Regions from separate parts of the Homo sapiens genome. Here region 1 is linked to region 2. A link is an interaction called in ENCODE POLR2A ChIA-PET data of the cell type or tissue named here. Cell type or tissue: CD4-positive, alpha-beta T cell. All regions are shown on one strand. Each heading gives the region's core, and the rest is flanking DNA. Links, peaks and the distances in the headings are about the cores only. Region 1 overlaps PLXDC1 (plexin domain containing 1). Region 2 has its middle 13 kb from the start of STAC2.

Region 1 (2,730 bases), core at 1-2,500, 150 kb after region 2:
CACTGCAGCCTCTGCCTCCCGGGTTCCAGCGATTCCCCTACCTCAGCCACCCGGGTAGCTGGGATTACAGGCGCGTGCCACCATGCCTGGCTAATTTTTGTATTTTTATAGAGATGAGGTTTCACCATGTTGGCCAGGCTGGTCTCAAACTCCTGACTTCAGGTGACCCGCCCACTTTGACCTCCCAAAGTGCTGGGATTACAGGCATGAGCCACTGTGCCCGTAATTTTTAAATAAATGTTTTTATTTTTAAATAAACAACTGGGCTCGGTAAATTGTAAAGAGATGTGGCCTGACGCAGTGGCTCGCGCCTGTAACCCCAGCACTTTGGGAATTGGAGGCGGGAGGATTGCTTGAGGCCAGGAGTTTGGGACCAGCCTGGGCAACATAGGGAGACCCTGTCTCTACCAAAGAATAAAAAAAAATTACCAGGGCATGAGCCTTTGGTGGGGGAGGTGGAGCTGGGGGCAGGGACTGAAGTGGGAGAATCACTTGAGCCCACGAAGCCAAGGCTGCAGTGAGCCGTGATTGCACCACGGCACTCCAGCCTGGCAACAGAGTGAGACCCTGTCTCGAACAAAACAAAACAAAACAAAAAAGAAAGAAATGTAAATGTTTCCCTTTGACTCTTTTAGAAACACAAATCAGGAAGCTCTCAGCAGGGGTGTGCTGGAGATCATGTATGCAGCTGGGTGAGAGGCAACTGAACATGTCTCTTCCTAACTCCATGTTCAGTAACTTTTTTGAAAGGGTAGCTGGAAGTCAGCTACCGTGGAAGTATTTACACCACAGAAATTGGCAACAACGGCAATTCAGGACTCCTCTGCCCCTACCTGCACCCCAGCCCCCAGGCAGTTGTTAAATATTTATCTGCACTCACAACTTTGGTGACTTTCTGGAGCCACAGTGGCTTCCAGCCCTGAGGTTTTTTAAAAGTCTAGCCTCTGATTTTAAAACAAAGACTGTGTGGCTTTGGGCAAATAACGTCCCCTCTCCGATCTCACTTTTCTCCTTTGTAAAGTGGGGAGAGCAGCGATGTCTGTCTGTGCACCTCAGGAAGTTGTAAGGGGAAATGAGATGGTGCAGCTCCAGGGAACCTGCAAGGCTGCGAGCTAACAGAGTGCTCTGCACTCAGCACAGCCCCTGCACAGAGCAGGTGTCTGCACCGACATGCTGAAGGAGTCAACAAATGTGCTGCATGGTGGCGCTGTGCTCTTGTAGTTTTCTCGTTTAAGTAGATGTTTTCCGTCTACTTAATGGCTAGGCTTGGTAAATTGTAAAGAGATGTGGCCTGTGTGGTGGCTCATGTCTAGAACCTCAGCGCTTTGGGAGGCTGAGGCAGGCAGATTGCTTGAGCCCGGGAGTTGGAGACCAGCCTGGGTAGTACAGGGAGACCCATCTCTACTAAAAATACAAAAATTAGCCAGGCATGATGGGGTGTGCCTGTAATACCAGCTACTTGGGAGGCTGAGGCAGGATTACTGAGCCTGGGAGGTCAAGGCTGCAGTGAACTGTGATTGCGCCATTACACTCCAGCCTGGGTGACAGAGCGAGACCCTGTCTCTAAATAAATAAATAAATGAAAAAGTAAAGTGCTATACAAAGTTGTATCTGTCTATGGGTTAATCTGTCTGAACCTCAGTTTCCCCACTTATGAATGAATGGCAAGACAACTTGATTTTTTTTTTTTTTTTTTTTTTTTGAGATAGAGTCTCACTCTGTTGCCCAGGCTGGAGTGCAGTGGTGCAGTCTCAGCTCACTGCAGCCTCCACCTCCCGGGTTCAAGCAATTCTCCCGCCTTAGCCTCCCAAGTAGCTGGGATTACAGGTGCTCACCACCACGCCTGGCTAATTTTTTAAATTTTTAGTAGAGACGGGGTTTCACCATGTTGGCCAGACTGGTTGCAAACTCCTGACCTCAAGTGATCCACCTACCTCGGCCTCCCAAAATGCTGAGATTACAGGTGTACAGCCAACTTGACTTCTTAACTCCCTTGCTCTCTCAACCTGATATGTCTGAGTCTCTGCAGCTGTAGCTCATCTCCTCTCTCATAAAGCCCACACCTGCGCAGTGCTCGCCTTGGGGACCACCTGGACTCCTCATCCCACCCACTCTGTCCAGCTGCTTTCCTGAGGAGGAGCAAGTTCCCTGATCTGCCTGGGATGGAAGGAAGGGAGGGAGACGTGGGAGGAGGCCTGGATCTCATTCTAAACCATCCGGCTCCAGTGCAGGAGTCGGGCGAAGGAAGGAGCTGCAGGGCTGGAGCTGTCATCCTCCTGGTAGGAAAGGAAGACCAAGGCTAAAGTCCTCTCCACTGCCTCTCCCCATGGGAGTCAGTGGGTGTGTGTTGCGGGGAGATGGATTCCAAGATAAGTACTCTCTGAGCAGCCCTCAGAGGGGGCGTGGGAAATTCACCTCAGTCTCCAGGGTCCCCAGTCCATTCACCACCTGAGCACTGCCGTCCCCCACTGCTCCCATGACCTCATTCTCCAGTGGTGGCAAAAGCAAGAAACAGTAATCAGGAAGAAACAAGGGGAAGCTAGGGTGGGGGCAGTGGCATCCACAGCAGGAGAAGCAGGCAGCCTGGACTGTGGGGGCAGCAGAAGAGAGGAGAGGCCTGCAGGATGACGGGTGGGAACAGGGCGTCTGGAGTGCCAGCACAGTACCGCGGTCAGGCCGCCTCTGTGGGCCTCCTCTCTCTCCACAGCAGCGGGGAACTGGGGGACCCAT
Region 2 (3,015 bases), core at 294-2,793:
GCTCACCTGCAGGAAGAGAGATGTCCTCTTTGTTGGGTCCCAGTGAAACTCCACCATGTTGAGTTGTGAGAGCAGCACTTGGGGTTCTATCACTCCCACGGACAGTGGCACATCTGCAGGCACAGGGTGGCAAGCAGGGAGCCAGGCTCAGCCTTCCCAGTCCACAAGGACTCCTGAGCCAGAGCTCAGGCTCGAAGGGCCCCCGGCCTTTCCCCACTCATCGATGTCCAGGATGCGGTCCCTGGGCCCGGCTCCACCTCCACCCAGCCAGCTGCCGCTGCTGCTCTGTGTACTGCAGGTGCGGGTCGTGGAACATCACCTGCACCACACTCTGCAGCCACAGGAGGGCGTGGCGCACAGTCAGAGGACGCCAGCATTGAGGACCCAGTTTTCACACCTGTGTAGGCTGACCTTCCCACACCTCCCTTCCTACCCCAGGAGGCATTAGGACTTAGAATCACCAATGCGTGTTCAAATGCCCATCTGCCACTCACGACTGTGAACCAGAGAAGTAATCTAGAGACCCTGAGCCTCAGTTTCCTCATCTGTAAAAAGGGGGAGTTAATGCCTTCCCACCCTAGGCACGCCACCCATTTCTTTGCAACATGTCACTGTTGGTCATTTCACAGAATATGTGTAATTACTTGTTTGTCTTAGTAGAATGCAAGCCTCCTGAGGAAGGGAGCCACATCTGTCTCATTACTGATGAATCCCTAGCTCATGGAACATTTTCTGGCATAGAATGGGGGCTAAATAGGTAATTTTTTGAGAAAAGGTCATGTGTGTGAATAACACTGTGTAAATATATTTCTAATTTTATTTTTATTATTATTATTTTTTTGAGACAGAGTCTGCTTTGTTGCTCAGGCTGGAGTGTAGTGGTGCGATCTTTGCTCACTGCACCCTCTGCTTCCTGGGTTCAAGCCATTCTCATGCCTCAGCCTCCCGAGTACCTGGGATTACAGGTGTGCACCACCATGCCCAGGTAATTTTTGCATTTTTAGTAGAGACGGGGTTTCACCATGGCTGGTCTTGAACTCCTGACCTCAGGTGATGCGCCCGCCTCAGCCTCCCAAAGTGCTGGGATTACAGGCGTGAGCCACTGTGGCCAGCCTACACTGTGTAAATGTGTTTCTAAATCTCAGTTCTGCTACTTGCTGGCTCTGTGTCCTTGAGAAAACACTTAACTTCTCTGTGCCTGTTTCTTCAATTCTTGCCCACCACGGAGCTGTTGTGAGGGTCCAATTAAATGACGGACGTGAGAGGGTTCTCCGTGACGATGATATCACTGTGATGACATTGGCTTCTTGCCCAGAGAAACAGTCATACCCAGCCTTTGCCACTTCCGGGGAGGAGTGTACCCACCTTCAGCAGCTGGGGGCACTGGGTGGCATCACACGGCTTGGAGCTGCAGAGCATCCGGACCTCATAGGACTGGCGTGGGAGGGATTAAGGGGTTGCGTGAGCCCCACTCTGAGGGGCAGAGTGGCACCTACCACCTCCAGCTCACCCTGAGCCCAGCTTCCCGAGCTCACTGCCCACTAGCTCCTCCCCTCTCCCAGGCCTAGCATACCCTGGTTCAGGTAGGTGAGGGTCTCCTCCTGCTGCTTCACGGCTGGCGAGGTGGCTGCACAGAGCACGTACTAGAACATGGGGCAGGGCAGCTCCGTGCCAGGGATGTTGGGCAGCTCCTCCTGCTTCAAGTAGGGCAAGGGCAGGGGCTCCCTGCCAGGAAGAGGAGGGCTCTGCCAGCTTTCTGCCCTGTCCATCCCCTTTTCTAAAGGTCTTTGACTCTCTATGCCAGACCTTCCCTCTGGGGAACCCACAGTTTCCTGTAGCAGGTCCCCAAGCTGCAGCCAGGGCCAAAGGGACCCCCATTCAGCTCCTCAGGCCTCCAGGAGGCCTCCCTGAAGGTGCTGATCTCAGATTTGTGGCTGTTCTACTCAACAGCTGCCATCAATTACTTGTCTTTGCAACCTCAAAGCTTGCCTGATACTGAGTAAATTCCCAACAAAAATGTCCTAAGTGGGATCAGGGTGTTTTTGAGATGTCCCAGGACACACTGAACTCCAGGTACATTTGACCACTTCCCCATCTCCAGAGGAGCCCGGGAATGGGAGCCCCACTTCCCTCAGCTTGAAATGGATGATGTCCACTCCAACTTCAGACCAGCACTTTCCCCGGGACCTGGGGGATCCAGCCCTTACCTGAGCAGGCTGCTGGGGGGCCCAGGGTATAGGTCCCCAGGACTGGGCCATAGATGCTCCGGCTGGTTGTGCCAAAACAGCATCTTGGAGAGGGGGCAGGGCCGGCTGTGAAACAGCTCAGCGTGGGGTTGGGCTGCACCCACTGGCCCCTCACCTGGGGCCTCTACCTTTATACACAGAAGCACACCCGCAAAAGGGTGGGGCGGGGCCTGGGCCTCTTATTGGCTGAGCACCCAGGGCTCTAGCACACTCCGGACCTGTGGGGGCAGCCCAGGTTGGGGGGAATCAAGATCTGGGTCCCAAGGGCTCCCCAGCAATCATTAACTTGAAGGGGAGGGTACAGCAAAACAAAGTCACAAGGATGGATGTCCAGTCCTCTACTGGTCCCCAAGAGGCCCAGGGGCAATGAGGGGCACCCTCAGGTTTCAAGATTGGCCCCAGATCCATAAGCCACACAGAATCCTGGAGACCCCTGGGATCGGCCCCTCCCCTGACGCCACGGGAGAAGCCTGTCCACTCTAGGGGACAGGACAGGCAGACACAGCGTCACAGGGACCTGCAAAAGGGCCTCTGATGCCCACTGCCCTCCCTCCCTCCTCTGCCTGACCACACACACACACACACACACACACACATACGCACACATGCACTGGTGGCAGGACACCTGTCCTTTAGCTGGGGGCTACCTAGCTAGGGGACTGGAGTTTACAGAACACAGCCCAGCTTGTTGTGGAAACACTCCAGGGGGTGGCGCTTCCAGGAGAGGGAGGTTTGCCCAGGAGGGCTCCCCATTAGAGCAGCCCAGGAG

The links. Peaks named below come from ENCODE experiments on the same cell type or tissue, not always from the same donor. Only the 100,000 strongest peaks of a DNase experiment are listed, where the experiment ranks them.
Region 1: POLR2A ChIA-PET joins it to region 2 with 6 read pairs; 3 of 35 experiments call an interaction of 5 or more read pairs at or near these places.

Annotation. Positions count from the first base shown.
Region 1 is chr17:39,090,931-39,093,660 of GRCh38, reverse strand. The region is part of intron 7 of PLXDC1 (plexin domain containing 1); the gene reads left to right. It also overlaps the pseudogene RDM1P5. Among named protein-coding and RNA genes, the nearest start is that of PLXDC1, 59 kb to the left of the region's middle. RefSeq lists an enhancer at 588-657. In CD4-positive, alpha-beta T cell, for the core only: CTCF peaks have their summits at 1,031 and 1,232; DNase peaks (open chromatin) are centred at 650 and 1,170; H3K4me3 peaks cover 930 bases; H3K27ac peaks cover 2,350 bases.
Region 2 is chr17:39,237,106-39,240,120 of GRCh38, reverse strand. It overlaps the pseudogene LOC101929578. Among named protein-coding and RNA genes, the nearest start is that of STAC2, 13 kb to the right of the region's middle. In CD4-positive, alpha-beta T cell, for the core only: a CTCF peak has its summit at 359 (motif pointing right); DNase peaks (open chromatin) are centred at 340 and 1,350; H3K4me3 peaks cover 983 bases; H3K27ac peaks cover 1,864 bases.